2 separate regions of the Mus musculus genome follow, and region 1 is linked to region 2. The links are chromatin loops, found by intact Hi-C in ENCODE. Cell type or tissue: heart. All regions are shown on one strand.

The links. Hi-C counts contacts between places; a loop is a spot of excess contacts. Peaks named below come from ENCODE experiments on the same cell type or tissue, not always from the same donor. Only the 100,000 strongest peaks of a DNase experiment are listed, where the experiment ranks them.
Region 1: a loop joins it to region 2, with 3 times the contacts of the local background. A loop is called at or near these places in 9 of 42 quality-filtered maps.

Annotation. Positions count from the first base shown.
Region 1 is chr5:135,012,034-135,020,033 of GRCm38, forward strand. Abhd11 (abhydrolase domain containing 11) reads left to right here. Exons shown (of 6, transcript NM_145215.2): 6 at 1-142. It overlaps Abhd11os (abhydrolase domain containing 11, opposite strand), which reads right to left and starts at 1,124. Exons shown (of 4, transcript NR_026688.1): 1 at 1,052-1,124; 2 at 661-755; 3 at 397-517; 4 at 89-299. In heart, CTCF peaks have their summits at 1,236 (motif pointing right) and 4,523 (motif pointing right); DNase peaks (open chromatin) are centred at 408, 748, 1,198 and 3,648; H3K4me3 peaks cover 974 bases; H3K27ac peaks cover 1,049 bases.
Region 2 is chr5:135,275,819-135,283,818 of GRCm38, forward strand. No RefSeq gene overlaps it. Among named protein-coding and RNA genes, the nearest start is that of Fzd9, 29 kb to the left of the region's middle. In heart, no CTCF peak of the experiment used is centred here; a DNase peak (open chromatin) is centred at 4,703; H3K4me3 peaks cover 816 bases; H3K27ac peaks cover 1,336 bases.

The sequences.
Region 1 (8,000 bases), 260 kb before region 2:
GAAGAGCAGCCAGGGGACTCTAGGCTTGGGATCTGTGCCATCTTGCTTCTGCACAGAAAAACTCAGGGGCACGGAGAGGGTCCAGGAGTACAGAAGTGGCCCAACACTTTTAATGAATAAAGACAGTTCCCCTTTAAGCCCTGGATCCGTTTTCACCACCGTCGCCCCCACTGACCCCGGGAGAGTTGAATCCAGGAACTTCTGCCCGGGCTTGTGTTCTCGTGTGTTCCCAGGGTGCCTCTGGGCTCTCCCTGCAGCTGACTCCGCACCCGCTCTCGAACCATATGCTGCATGTCTTCCTGGGCACGGGAGAGAGAGCAGGTCCGAGGCAATCCCTGGGGACGGAGGGGCGGAGGGGCGTCTTCCAAGACTCCCGACTCAGAGGCTCCACCCTACCTCCCAGGCCTCCACCTCCTGTTTCAGCTTCAGTTTCTCCTGCAGGACCTCCAGCAGCTGAGCCTCCACTGTGCGCAGCCTGGCTCGACAGGAGTCCAGCTCCTCTTCCACCGCGCGCTTCCTACAGGCAGTGGGGGATGGGGGTGGGGGTGTTCCAGTGGCTGTCTTCTGGAAATATCTGGAGCCCCCTTCCTCTCCTCTAGTAGGAGTGAGTCCCCACTTCCCCCTCCTCCACCCCACCCCCACCCCCAGAGTTTCTCTCACTTAGCAATGGCTTCATCCCTCTCCTGCAGTACTTGCTCCAGGGAAGGTTCCGCCCGGGTGTCCCCCAGTGCTCCTGCCGCTTGGGATTCTGGGTTCTGTTGGGGAGTGATGGATGAGGAGGCAGTGACCTGGGGCTTGTCAGAAGGAGAAGCCTCACCCTGGGTCCTTCTGCCCTGCCTCTGCCCTGCCTCATGCTATTTCCACTCAGTTTTACCACCCTTTGCCTCCAGGGGGTGCTGCGCCGGCATCTTGTAAAGGAGACCCTTAGTCTGGCTAGCCGGGAAGTAGACTATGGGACTTTGCAGAATGGACAGTGTTTGAAGCTCCTGAGGAGAAAGGAGTTCCCACACAGCCCTACAGAAATGCTACTGAGTGCTCTGGAGTCGCTTACCTTTCTATGAGCTTAGAGAGTCAAGGCCTGGTGACTGAGACTTGTCAGTTGGTAGAGGCTAGAAGACAGAGCCCTTTGCCCTTCCAGGCAAGGCACTCCCTAGCAGACTCCACCTACAGGAGGACAGCCTGGGGCAAGGAGCAAGTGCACCTCCCTCTTAACACCTTGGAAGGCCCCAAGCCTTTTCCCCAATTCTTGCCGTCTGTCGCCTCCAGGGGGCGCTCCACCCGTGTCTCAGAGGAACAGACAACCTAGGTTTAGTTTAGTTGTAATGCCAAGCATCAGGCAGTGTCTCGTCTAGTCTCCGCCCCCCCTCGCCCCCCCCCCCCGCCCTGCCACGAGGGGTTGACTCTGTGCTAGTTCTTCAAGGAATCATCTGCCCCCAGAATTCTTTTTTTTTTTTAATTAAAGATTTATTTATTATTATATGTAAGTACACTGTAGCTGTCTTCAGACACACCAGAAGAGGGAGTCAGATCTTGTTACAGATGGTTGTGAGCCACCATGTGGTTACTGGGATTTGAACTCTGGACCTTCGGAAGAGCAGTCGGGTGCTCTTACCCACTGAGCCATCTCTCCAGCCCGCCCCCAGAATTCTTATCCCACCTCAAGAGGAAAAAAACAAAAACCCAAGGAACCAGGCATGCTTACCATTTTATTTTTTTTGTTTTGTTTTGTTTTGTTTTGTTTTTCAAGACAGGGTTTCTCTATGTCACCCCGGTTATCCTCTGTAGATCAGGCTGGCCTTGAACTCAGAGACCCACCTACCTCTGCCTTCTGAATGCTGGGAATAAAGGCGTGCGCCTCCACCGCCTGGTTCATTACCAATAGCTTGAATCCCATCTTACCTTTATGCTGTTACTAGTATACCCCAAACACGCAGTGCCTGGGAAGCAGTCTAACTGAACTCAGCATTTCCAAGCTGAGGGACTTTTGTTTGTTTTGAGATAGGGCTTCTCTGTGAGACACCACTGCTTGACTCTAAAATGACCACCAATCCATATTGGAAATAGAAAAATACTTTTGAGATTTTGAGCATCTCTTTTGTTGTTGTTTATTTGTTTTTGGTTTTCTCTGTATAGCCCTGGCTGTCCTGGACCTCACTCTGTAGACCAGGCTGGCCTCGAACTCAGAAATCTGCCTCCCAAGGGATTCTACTAGGCAGGGGCTCTACCACTGAGCCACGCCCCCAGCCTCTCACTGGGGGATTCTAGGCAGATGCTCTACCATTGAGCCATACCCCAGCCCATAATATAGCATTTTGTATAAGGGACTTGAGCATCTCAGCATCCTAAGATTGGATAATGGTAGAGAGGTTTTTGTTTTTTGTTTTTTGTTTTGTGTGGCCTTAGCTATCCTCTGTAGACCAGGTTGACCTTGAATTTAGAGGAAACTCTGCCTCCTGAGTGCTTTGGTTTATTTATTTATTAATTTATTTATTTAATCTATGTATACGAGTACACTGTAGTTGTCCTCAGACACTCCAAAAGAGGGCATCAGATCCCATTACAGATGGTTGTGAGCCATCATATGGTTGCTGGAAATTGAACTTGGGACCTCTGGAAGAGCAGTCAGTGCTCTTAACCACTGAGCCATCTCTCCAGCCCGGTTTACACCTGTAATCCTGTACTCGGAGGCAGAGGCAGATCTCTTGAGTTTGAGGCCCACCTGGTCTACAGAGCTGAACTGAGTTATGTTGAACTAGGTCCCGCTCTTTCCCCCAGACAGGGTTTCTTTGTGTAGCCCTGGCTTTCCTGGAACTAGCTCTGTAGAGGCAAAATCACATTGAAAGTCTTCTCAGAAACTACATGGAAGATGCATTCTAGGGCTGGTGAGATGGCTCAGTGGTTAAGAGCACCGACTGCTCTTCCAAAGGTCCTGAGTTCAAATCCCAGCAACCACATGGTGGCTCACAACTGTCTGTAATGGGATCTGATGCCCTCTTCTGGTGTGTCCGAAGACAGCTACCGTGTACTTACATATAATAAATAAATAAATCTTTTTTTAAGAAAAAGATGCATTCTAAAGATAGGATATATGTGTTACTCTTTTTCCCTCTCTTCTGAATCTGGGAAAACGCACATATACATTAAAAAGAAAAGAAATTGCTTTACAGTTTTTTACCTCTTCATTTGTGTTTCCTTATGCCATATCAAAAACATTCCTTCGTAATACAGGGGTAGCTCGGTGGCTGAGCCCTTGTTGCAGAGTTCAGTTCTCAGCACCCTTGTCCGGTGGCTCAAGACTTCGTGTACTTCCAGCCCCAGAGGATCCGATACCTCCAAAGGCATCCATGCACACAATAAACACCTTGTGGGTGTAGCTCAGCAGTAGAGCATCTGCCTAGAATTCCCCCTACTGAGGGGTGACTTGGTAATAGGGTGCATGTGTGAGACTCTGGGGTTTATCCCCAACTCAAAAACCACGTTGGGGGTAAAGCTTCCTCCTCCTTCTCCAGGCACATTCAGCCCCTTATACTTCTCTGTCTCCCTCTTTCACTGGCAGCGGGGGGTGTCACTGCCAGGGTGTCTTTGCCGCCACCTTCTGAAGGGAAGGCAGCTAGACAAGCGAAGCAGTACCACCTTTGGCCTGAAGGTGGCAGCAGCCCCCAAGAGCAAAGATCCCATGAGCTGCCCCTACTCCCTCAACGTGTGAAATGGAAACCCTCCCCAGGGTGGTGGGCAATTCCCAGGGTTCCTTTGTAAAAAATATCTGTTCACCTGACTCCGCATGTGCTTTCTGCTCACTCTATCTAGTGACACCTCTGGAATCAAGGGGCATGACCCAGTGTGGGTGGTGGTGGTAGCGGCACTGGCATGGAATCCCAGCATTGGAGAGGTGAAGGCCGAAGAAAAAGGAATTCAAGATCATCCTTGGTTACATATCAAGGTTAAGGCCATAGCAGGCATAGTGGCCAAGCCTTTAATCCTAGGACTCAGAGGCAGAGACCAGCCTGGTCTACACAGCGAGTTCCAGAATAGTCAAGGCTACACAGAGAAACCTTGTCTCAAAAACCAAAGAGGAGGGAAGGAAGGGAGGGATGGAGGGAAGGAAGAAAAAGTAGGAAGAGGCTAGCCTGGGGTAAATGAGACACCGACTCTACAGGTGTTTTCCAGCCCAACCCTCATCTGAACTCCAGGGCATACTTGTCTGCTGGCTTTCCCATGGAGCTGTGATGGAGAGCTCAAATTTAAGAATACCAACCACAGTCCAGTGATATCCTTTCCCCTGTGGCATCCTAATCCTCCCCCTCCCTCCCCACTCCCCGTCTGTCTCTCTGCCCTGTGAGATAGGCACCCTGAATGGCCTTGGCTGTTGTGGAACTCACTGTGTAAACAAAGCTGACCTTGAACTAGGTCGCTGCCTTCTGCATTTGCCTTCCCAGAATTGAGGTTAAAGGTGTGAGCTACACACAGTTTTATTTTGAATTTTAAGTTTATGAGTATTTTGCCTGATGCCTACAGAGGCCAGAAGAGGGCGTCAGAGCTGCTCTTCCTTATGGGAGCTGAGACCCAAACCCAGGTCTTCTGAAAGATCGGCAGGTGCTCATTTTTTTATCAATCAATCTATTTATCTATCTATTGGGCTTTTTTTTTTAATATTTATTTATTTATTTATTTATTTATTTATTTATTTATTTATTTATTATATGTAAGTACACTACTGTAGCTGTCTTCAGACACTCCAGAAGAGGGCATCAGATTTCGTTACGGATGGTTGTGAGCCACCATGTGGTTGCTGGGATTTGAACTCAGGGCCTTTGGAAGAGCAGTCAGCACTCTTAACCGCTGAGCCATCTCACCAGCCCCCTATTGGGCTTTTTTTAAAGACAGGGTTTCTCTGTATATTCATTTTTTTGTTGTTTTATATATTCATTTATTCATTTTGAGTCAGGGTTTTTCTGCACAGCCCTGGCTGTCCTGAAACTCACTCTGTTGACCACTCCGGCCTTAAATTCAAGGGATCTGTCTGCTGAGTGGTGGGATTAAAGGCATGCGCCACCATAGTCTGGCTTAATTTTCTTTTTAATTTTGTGGATGTGGGTCTGTGCCATAAGTGTGGGTGCCAATGGAAGCCAGAGATGTTGGATCCCCTGGGGTTGTAGTTACAGGTGCTCATGAGCCGTCATGTTGAACTGAGGACTGAACTCAGCTCCTCCGCAAGAGCAGCACTCTCTGTTAACCTCTGAGCCATCTCTCAGGTCCTGGACTACTTTAAAATACACACACACACTATAATAAAAGCATTTATTTATGTATTTATTTACCTTTCAAGACAGGGTTTCTCTGTACAGCCCTGACTGTATTCTGGAACTTGCTTTGTAGACCAGGCTGGCCTTGAACTCACAGAGATCCACTTACTTCTGTCTCCCAAGTGCTGGAACTAAAAGGCATGTGCCACCACTGCCTAGCAACTCTTTTTTAAAAAGGACAATAACCAGGCTGGCGAGATGGCTCAGCGGTTAAGAGCACTGACTGCTCTTCCGAAGGTCCTGAGTTCAAATCCCAGCAACCACATGGTGGCTCACAACCATCTGTAATGGGATCTGATGCACTCTTCTGGTGTGTCTGAAAACAGCTACCGTGTACTTACATAGAATAAATAAATAAATCTTAAAAAAGAAAAAAAGGACAGTAACCATTATTCAAATACTGAGTTCTGTTGGCCCCACCTTTAGTAGGTGTTACAATCCAGCTCTTTCTTTCACCACCGTTGTCTGCCACCCTGCCTTCAGGACACAGCTTATGTGTGTTCCTCCCCTCAACCCCTGTCAGCCTGTTAACCTGAAACAATCCTGTTAAAGCCTATGGTGGACTCTACCCATGCCTCTTCTGCCCAGCAATGATAGGCTAAGATCGCTTGAAGCTTCTTGAGCCCACTTCCTCCATGGACTCTGGCTTCATCTCTTCCGAGGTCTTCCTTACCCACAATGCCCCAGGCTTCCTCACTTCCCTGATGTCCCACACACATGCTAGACACTCTTCCTGGTCACTGCTGTGGTACATACTGTCCCCTCAGCCCCAAGCGCTCTTCCCTGCATGGTTTACCCCTCCCCTCCTGAAATTTCCTCAAAAGCTGTCTTCTCAACAGAGACCATTTATTTCAAGTGGGAGCGGGGCTGGACATGATGTCGCCCGCCTTCAGTCCCACCCTGCACTGGGAGGCAGAGGTTAGGGTTCTTTATGAGTTTGGGGCCAGCCTGCTCTACATAGCAAGTTCCAGGCCAGCCAAGGCTACATGCTGAAACCAGAGCTATGCGATGAGATTCACTTTGGGCGACATGAAACTCTTGATTTATTTACTTATTTGTTTGTTGTTTTAGTTTTTGGAGGCAATCTCTGTGTGTAGCCCTGGCTGTCCTGGAACTTGCTCTGTATGTAGATCAGGTTAATCTCAAAACCAGTGATCCCTTTGTGTCCGCCTAAGGAGTGCTGGGATTAAAGGCATGCCCCACCAGGCCTCCTAGTTGAGACTCTGAGTTAAAGAATATAGACATCAAAAGGACCTGGTGGAGGTGGGGAGAGGTTGGCTCAGTCAGTGAAGTGCTTGTTTTGAAGTGTGAGGATCAGTTGGATCATCAAAACCCACTTGAGAAAACTAGGAATGGTGGCACGTCCTTGTAGGCACAGTGCTGGGGAGATGGAGGCAGGAGGATGCCTGGCCAGAGAGTATCACCTGCTTAGTTCCAGAGCAGTGACCAACTCTATCTCAAAAGTGTGTATATGGAGGTGTGGGGTGGGGCCTGGGGGTGGGGGTGGCTGGAGAATTGGCTCAGCAGTTAAGAGCACTGTCTGCTCTTGCAGAAGACCAGGGTTCAACTCCTAGCAACCACATGGCAGCTCAACGTTGTCTATTCTCCAGTCCCAGGGAATCTGATGCTCTCCTTTGGTCTCCTTGGACACCATGCATGCATGTGCTGCCCATGTACACCTGCAGACAAAATACCCACACACACTTTTTTTTCTGAGACAAGGTTTTGTTATGTAGCCCTGGCTGTACCAGAACTAGCTCTGTAGCCCAGGCTGCCTCAAACTCAGAGATCTGCCTGCCTCTGCCTCCCAAGTGTTGAGATTAAAGGCATGCACCACCACATAAAATATTTTTAAAAAGACAAAAGCAAGTTAGCACAGAGATAGAAATTATATAATAAAGAATGCTTTTAAAAACCTGAAGAGCCGGGCAGTGGGGGCGCATGCCTTTAATCCCAGCACTTGGGAGGAAGAGGCAGGTGGATTTCTGAGTTTGAGGCCAGCCTGGTCTACAGAGTGAGTTCCAAGACAGCCAGGGCTACACAGAGAAACCCTGTCTCAAAAAACCAAAACCAAAACCAAACAATAGCTGAGAACGCCTAGGGCTGGGGGTGGGGTGAGAGTGGGGGGGAGGAGAGAGTTAAAAATGACAATACTCAAGCTAGGAGTCGGGCTGTGTCTGTAATTCCCGTCCCTTGAGAAGCAGAGACAAGGTGATTGTATCAAGTTTTGGGCTAGTTTGAGTGGGCCAGCCTGTTACATAAAGAGGGTTACATAACCCTCTTTAGAGGTTAGGAGTGTAACACCATGGTAGAGTTCCTTAGAATCCCTCTGTGAGGGGCTGGGGGCATGGCTCAGTGGTAGAGCCCTTGCCTAGAATCCCTCAGTGAGGGGCTGGGGGTGTGGCTCAGTGGTAGAGTCCTTGACTAGAATCCCCCAGGGCAGAGCTGGGGGCGTGGCTCAGTGGTAGGACACCTGCCTAGAAACCTAGAATCACCCAGTGAATAGCTAGGGTCATGGCACTATGGCTCTGCAGTAGAGCATTCAACAATGAAAGAAAGAAAGAGAGAGAGAGAGAGAGAGAGAGAGAGAGAGAGAGAGAGAGAGAGAGAGAGAGAGAGAGAGAGAAACTAAGAAAGAAAGAAAGAAAGAAAGAAAGAAAGAAAGAAAGAAAGAAAGAAAGAAAGAAAGAAAATGTT
Region 2 (8,000 bases):
GGTGTGTGCACTCAGGAAGTAGGGATGGAAGATCAGAGTTCATGGTCCAGGGGTACCAGAGGTCAGTCCCAGGTGTCTTCCTCCACTGCTCTCTGCTTTCTTTTTAGTTATGTTTAAATTACATTCATTTGTATGTGTATGGGGGAGTGTGGGGGTCAGAGGTCAGCTTGTGCTTTCTCGACTCCCACCCTGTGTAGTGTAGCCCAGGGATCGAACTCGGATGGTCACACTTGGCAGCAGCCACTTTTACCCACAAAGCCATCTTGCCAGGCCCTCCTCCTCAGTTTATGAGATGAGCTTTCTCATGGAACCTGCTATTCACTAGATGATAGGTTGGCTGGTCACTGAGTACCAGGGATCGGCTTGTCTCCATCCTTATGCTTGGCAGGGTCCCTCTGGGCACATTTGGTGACAGCATTGCTGACAAGGCAGCGCCCACTTCATCATCCATTTAGGTTGACGAAGAGCCCATGTCTCCTGGGATAATGACAGTGGGGTGTTGGAAAAATGTCTCCCGACCTTCCCTCAGAGACTAGAGGGAGCAGCCACCCTGCCCAGGAAGAAACGCTTTATTTTCTTTTTTTCTCCTCCTCTGCCCCTGGGGTTCACATTTCCTGTGCCTGGGCCAGGACATAACCTTCGCTGTGAGTGTTTTTTTTTTTTTTTTTTTTCCACACACACACTCCACGCACGCACGTGTATTTTGGGAAAGAGGAGGAAAGCTTCCAAGCTCTGTTAAGAGTAAAGTGAGCGGGGCACGGCGAGTGCAGACAGAGGCCCCTTTCATCGCCCAGGCCTTGTGCCCCGGGCCGCTGCCAACACAAATGCAGGCGGATCCGAACCCGCACAGCGCCGGCCACGCTCCAGTCCGCGGTCCCGCCGCCCCGCGCTGGCGCCACGACACTTTCTGCTGACGGCGACGGAATCGCAGGCGACGCAGGAGCCTTCGCCCCTGAGGGATGGGGGTGGGAGACCGGGTAGGGAGGGTGAGTACCTAGCTCAGTGTCACCGCCGCGATGCTCTATCCTCCGCACACACTGCGGCTGTCCTGTAGGTGCAGAGTGGCTCGTCCATGAAGCCCGTTTGGCTCCCAGCGGCTAGAGCCAGGCCTCCAACCAGTTGTGTCTGGTTGGAGGGGACAGGACAGGGCTCTCGGGGCAAGATGGCTCGGCGGGTGAAGCACTTGCTGAAAAAGCCTGAGGATCTGCGTTTGGTTATCCCTGGCACTCGTTTGAAAGCTGGGGTGTCTGTTTGCCTAGAACTGGGGAGGCAGAGACAGAAGGACAGAAGGGTGAGAGCTCCAAGTTCATTTAGGAGACCCAGGCTGACAAGTGGAGAGAACCTTAGAGACCCACATAGAGAAAGGAAAACACAAGCAAGCAATCAAAACCAAATAAAACAGCTCCAAGTTGCCCTTTGACCACCGCTCATGTGCCTGCGCTCGCGGTCTCTCTCAATTGTGCGCATTTTCTCTCTCCCTGTCTGTATCTTTGTCTCTGTCTCTGTCTCTGTCTCTCTGTCTCTCTCTGTCTCTCTGTCTCTGTCTCTCTCTGTCTCTCTGTCTCTGTCTCTGTCTCTCTCTCTGTCTCTCTCTCTCTCTCTCTCACACACACACACACACAAACGGAATTAAAAATAAAACAGAGGGGCTGGTGAGATGGCTCAGTGGGTAAGAGCACCCGACTGCTCTTCCGAAGGTCAGGAGTTCAAATCCCAGCAACCACATGGTGGCTCACAACCACCTGTAACAAGATCTGACTCCCTCTTCTGGAGTGTCTGAAGATAGCTACAGTGTACTTACATATAATAAATTAATAAATCTTTAAAAAAAATAAAAAATAAAACAGAGAGTGGCTGGGGAGACACCGTGCCCTGAGACTTCTGGTCTCCAGGCATGCACACGATGCACACCCTATAATAACTGACATGTACACACATGTACACCACACATTCAAAAGAGAAAAAGGGGGGAACGAGGGATGGAAGGGAAAGAAAAAAAGAAAGGACTTGAGGCAATGAGATGGCTCCGCAGGCCACCAAGCTAGAGGACCAGAGTTCGATTCCTGGAGCCCCCAGGGTGGGAGGGAGGACTGATTTTTGTCCTCTGGCTTCACAAGAGCTATGTGGAGCTTCCTCACAGACAAACACACGAAAGAGAGACAAAGAACTGTAAATAGAAGGGAGGCTCTTAGCTGAATCACTTGCCTTGGTGGCCTGGGCCATTGGACGCGAAATTTCTTTCCTACACCTTGGTGGCCTGATAGTTCACCGGCTGGGGCCCAGAATCTCCATTTAATCCCCTGCAAACTGTGTGATTTTCTAGTTTTGATATTTTGTTTGTTTGACATTGTGTTTGTTTGTTGAGACAGGGTCTCTCTACATAGCCCTGGCTGTCCTGGAATGATGTAGACCAGGCTGACCCCAAACTTACAGAGATATCCCTGCCCCTCCTAGTGCTGAGATTAAAGGTGTGCACCATCATGCTCAGGCTTTGACTTTTCCTTTTGTTTGGGTTTTTAAATTTTTTTTATTTTTATTTTTTGTGTACGGTTGTGTACAGGTATTAGGGATGCATGTATGTGTGTGTACCTATCACATGTGTGCCTGGTGCCCACAGAGTTGTGAGCTGCCACATGGGTGCTGGGAACCGAACCCCGGTCCTTTGGAAGGAGAGCTAATGCTCTTAGGCCCACCCCACCCTGCCCCACCACAGCACCATCTCTTCAGGCCTGGCTTCTTATCTTTTGAGGTGGGCTAGCTTAGTCCAGGCTAATCTCAAATTCACTCTGCAGCCCAGGCTGGCCTCAGACTCTCAAGGCTCCTGCCTCATCTTCCTGGTGCTAGGGTTAGAGGTCTGTGCTACTGTGCCCTGTGCAGAGAAAGCTACTGGATCTCAGAGGCACCATGACTACCGTCAAGTCACCTCCTCTGATGTCAGAACTCCAGTGCTGATGGGAAGTATATTGGTTCTTTTTCTGTTGCTGCAACAGACATACCCGAAATTGGATCCTGGGACTCAAACCAGAAAACTTTGTGCTTCCTACACAAGCCCCAAAGTCATAAACCCCAATCACAAATTTATTTACTTATTGGGGTGGGGGGCATGTGTGTGGGGGGAAGGACAACTTGTAGAAGATGATTTCTTCCTTCCTCCATATGGGCCCTGGGATGGAACTCGGGTCACCAGCCTTGGTGTCAGGTGCCTTTCTCCGCTGAGCCCTCACGGTGGTTTTAGTGTTACTTATTATGGATCTAGTGCCCGGCTCTGGAGGAGTGCGGTCCTCCACTAGGTGGTACCTGTCCAGTTTGTACTTTTGGAGGAACTTCTGGCAAGAGGAAATACATCGGCTGTGGAAGGTCTCACACATTTATAAGGAAGCTGTAGACCAGTGAAAGGGCAGTCTCATCCATCCATCCATCCATCCATCCATCCATCCATCCATCCATCTTCCAGATAAGGGCTCATGTACCCCACCTGAGTTTTCAGCCAAATATATGTACCTAAAGATGACTGTGACCTCTGGTCCTCCTGCCTCCATTTAAAAAGTGCCAGGATTACAGACGGGTGCCATCTTGTCCAGCCGCTGAGTCTTTGCGGTTGCGTTATGGCGTCTGTTTTTTGGCCTGGGACTTGCTATTATAGACCAGGTTGACCTGGAATCCATAGCGATCTACTTGCCTCTGCTCCCTCGCCCCTAGTGCTGGCATTAAAAGCCATCCACTCTAGATGGACATAGTGGTACGCGCCTTTAATCTCAGCACTTGAGAAGCAGAAGCAGGCAGATCTCTGTGAGTTCAAAGCTAGCCTGGTTTACATACTGAGTTCCAGACCAGACAAGTCGACCTAGTGAGGCTTGGTCTCCAAAAAAAAAAAAAAAAAAAAAAAGCAATTCACAAGTAGGAGCATAAAGCAGGATTCCGTGAGGACTACACCAGCTCCGTAGGACTGAGGACTGAGCCTCCTGCTGGGCTGCATCTTTAAAAGTCAAAGGTTCCACTGTCTTGATCTTGCTCCCATTGGAGATCACACTTTTTAAAAATTAGATATTTTCTTTATTTACATTTCAAATGTTATCCCCTTTCCTAGTTTCCCCTTCACAAATCCCCTATTCACCTCCCCACCCCCACCCCCGCTCCCCAACCCTTAACACATGAATCTGTTGAGGATGAACCATTACAAACCATAGCAACGTGGACAGCTCCAAACCACAGGGCCAGCCATGATTCTTTTTCGACAAGGTGTTTACTACTAGCCAGGAATTCTCTCTCTTCACATCCTCCTCATCGTCCCTCTCCTACCCCCTCATAAAGGAACCCTCAAGACTCCCCCTGTGGAAGAGGTTTGGTCACTTGGCAGCTTTCTGGCTTTCTGGTTTCAGAGAACCTCATTACTGAACTCTCAAATGCCCCAAATCAGAGACGGGCACAAAACCAGACGGCCAATCAGAGATTACTACCCAACTTCCTATTGCGTTCAGGGATGAGCAGCGAGCCAAGCGGAGCCAATCAAAGCCATACCTGAGCTGTTCTGGACACAGTCCCGGGAATCCATCTTTTTTTAGACAGGGTCTCACTATGTAGCTCTGGCTGGCATGGACAACTCACAGATCCGGCTGCCTCTGGCTCCCAAATGCTGGGATTGAAGGTGTGCCACCACACCAGGCTTCCGGCTCCCATTCCCCACCTCCCGCACATGGGGTGGAATAAACAGTAGTGACCCTGTTGGGAATACTTTAGCTTCCAGCTGTTTTCAAGGACACAATGTTTCTAACACCTTTAGCTCCTGGCTGTTTTCACTCTCCCTGTTACAGAGCCAGGGGACTGGGCTGCCTCAGGACAGAGTGTTTTTGGAGGGGGCGGGGTGGGGGGTGGGGGGTGGAGAGTGAGCATCCTTGATCCCAGACTTCCTTCCAAAAAAAAAAGAAAAGCATGTGACAGCTTAGCAACAGAGTTTACAAGCTGCACAGGGGCGGGGCTGAGGGAAAGGTTAAGGAGGACTGTGGGTAAAGTTGGAGGTTGAGAATGGTGGTTCTCTACGTGGTCATTGAGACCCCTTTGGGGGTCTAACCACCCTTTTACAGGAGTCACCTAAGACCATCAGAAAAACATAGCTATTTACGTTATGATTCGTAACAGTAGCAGAGTTACAGTTATGATATAGTACTGAAAATAATTTTATGGTTAGGGGTCACCACAACATGAGGAACTGTATTAAAGTGTCACAGCACTGGGACGGTTGAGAACCACTGGTTTAGATGAACCCTCTCTGGGAAAGGGCAGGCAATCCAGGGTGGAGCCCGCGTGTTGGACAGAGGAGTCAGGCGACAGAGCAGAGCCAGGGGAAAGATTTGTGAAAGTCACAAGAGAACAAAGCCTAGTTTGAGACAAGTCTCTCTCTCACCCAGACTAGCCTAGAGCTAACTTTTTAGCCAAGGCTGATCATTCATTCAAGGCTATCCTGTTACCTCAGCTGCCCAGTTCTGGTATTTCAGGGGTGTCTCACGTCACCAGATTTGTTTCCATACATGGTCTGTGTTACTGGGGCTCGTCTTGAACCCCCAGTCTTCCTGCCTCAGCCTTCCAAGTGCTGGGATTACAAGTGTGGACCTTTAATCCCAAGAGGAATTGTGTTATTTTGTTTTTGTGTTGGGGTTCGAACCCTGGGCTTTGCCCATGCTGGGCGAGTGATCTATTTCTGAGTGAAGGTCCCAGCCTCTCATTAGGGGAATCGAAACAAACAACCACTGAGCCACACCCCCTGCCCTGACACTTCCATACCATCTCATTATATAGCCCAGGCTAGCCTTAGCTTCATGACTCTCCTACTTCATCTTCGTGGGTGCTTCAGGGACAAGTGTGCACCATCTTACCATGCCCAGAGTGTCATCCTTTTAAGTGTTAATACCTCTAATCCCTTATTGTGACTGTCTTATTCGCAGTCCCATCCTGGGTTTAACATTTTACTGTACCTCCTTTTCATTTGTTTTCCTGTAGTGCTAGGTATGGAATTCAGGGCCTTGCGCCTATCAGACAAGAACTGCATCTCAGAACTGTACCATCGGCCCTCTTTACTGTTTGAGTGAGCCCACACTTGCCGGTCGGTTGGCTGAGTCGTCTCAGCTCCTGCTCTATCACATGCAGACGCTAGACTTAGCAACACCTTCCGTGAACACTCTCGGGACTTCAGTCTCCAGGGGCAGCTTGGCTGACCTGACCATCCAGTGGGTACCTTCTGAGTCTACCTCTCCCGCATCTGAAGAACTCCTTCTTACACATCCCTCTTTGGGACTGTGGCTCAGCTAGTACAGGCGCCTCTGGTGCAAGTCTGGTGACTTGATTTTGTTACTTGTTATGTGAGCATAATGGTACAGAGAAAGAACTGACTCCTCAAACTTGACTTCTGATATCCACATGCATGCCACAGCACACCCCACATCACACATTAATAATAGCTTTTAGTAAATACATTTAAATTCAATTTTCATTTAAGTTAATTTTTTAAAAAAGATTTATTTATTTATTATATGTAAGTACACTGTAGCTGTCTTCAGACACTCCAGAAGAGGGCTTCAGATCTCGTTATGGATGGTTGTGAGCCACCATGTGGTTGCTGGGATTTGAACTCCTGACCTTTGGAAGAGCAGTCGGGTGCTCTTACCCACTGAGCCATCTCACCAGCCCCTTAAGTTAATTTTTAAAACAGCGTGTCTAAGGCCAGGGATTCCTTCCACAGCAAAAAGATGTGGAAGAAGCAAAGAGTAAGAGAAGAGGGCTCTGGCAGGAGGCAGTCCTGCTTCCTTCATGATAGACAGCCTTGTTATTTAGTTCTGTGGAGGAGGAGGAGGAATAGCCCCTGGGCCTGGAGAGAGGAATGGAAAGGCGTCCCTGGAAGGGGAGAGAGACCCAAGAATCAAAGGCAGAGTGAGGAAGGGCTTTCTCATGAAATCAAAAGGGAGCCAGTGACGCACTAAAGGGCGGCTGAGGAATCCTGAGGTTGGAAACGTACCTTGGTGCTTTCTACATCTATTCCACGGGGCTTGAGTGAGGCTCTTTGTACACGGTGGAACACTGTGGCATTCATTTTCGGTGCCCCGATAGGGTCAGGCCCCTCCAGGTGCCAGCCTTTCTCTCTAAATGCTTAGCTGGGCAGGGTAGACTCTGCTGAGCAGCAGGCCGTGTGGGGTATGCGTGTATGTGACGTTGGCAGTACACAGCCGAGGAGACACAGGCGGCCAGCCGGTCACAGACTTCTTTATACCAGGCTGCGGGAGTGCTGGCATCTGTGAGTGAGAACCTGGGTTGGTTGGGGTTGTAGAAGAGGTCCAAACTCTGTGTTTCCAGCCAACTCCGTGCTTATTGTGCCTCTCTCTGCCCCCTCCCTGGCTGTGTCTGGCAAGGTGCAGGTGGACCTGAGATGTCATCATCAGGTTTCATGTTCACAGTCCCCGTGTGTTACGGTCGGCAGTTATTAAGCTGTGTTTCTTGCTCAGCTCTCTGAGCACACCCTGGATGGGGCTGCACTCAGAATTTCAGCTTGCAGACCTGCCTGGGCTTCTGTTCTAGCTTCCTTCCTATTACTGAGATGAGGCACTCTGGCCAAAAGCAATTGAGGGAGGAAAGGACTTATTTGGTTTACCCTTGCATGCCACAATCCATCATCTAGGGAAACCAGGGCAGGAACTTAGGTCAGGAACCCGAAGGCTGGCTTGCTATTCTAAGCAATATTACCTCTGACCAGGGAACTCACTTTATAGCTAGCAGTCATGGTAGATGAATGCTGTTATCCAGCTCGCTCATGCAGGCTCACACTTAGCTTTCTCATACTGCCCAGAACTACTTTGCCTAGGGAATGGTTGCCACCCACAGTGGGCTAAGCCCTCCCACATCAATTAACAATCATAACCCCTCCCTTGCAGACATGTCCACAGGCCAATCAGATCTAGGTGATTCCTCAATTGATTCTTCCTTCTCAGGTGACTCTAGGCTGTGTCAAGTTGGCA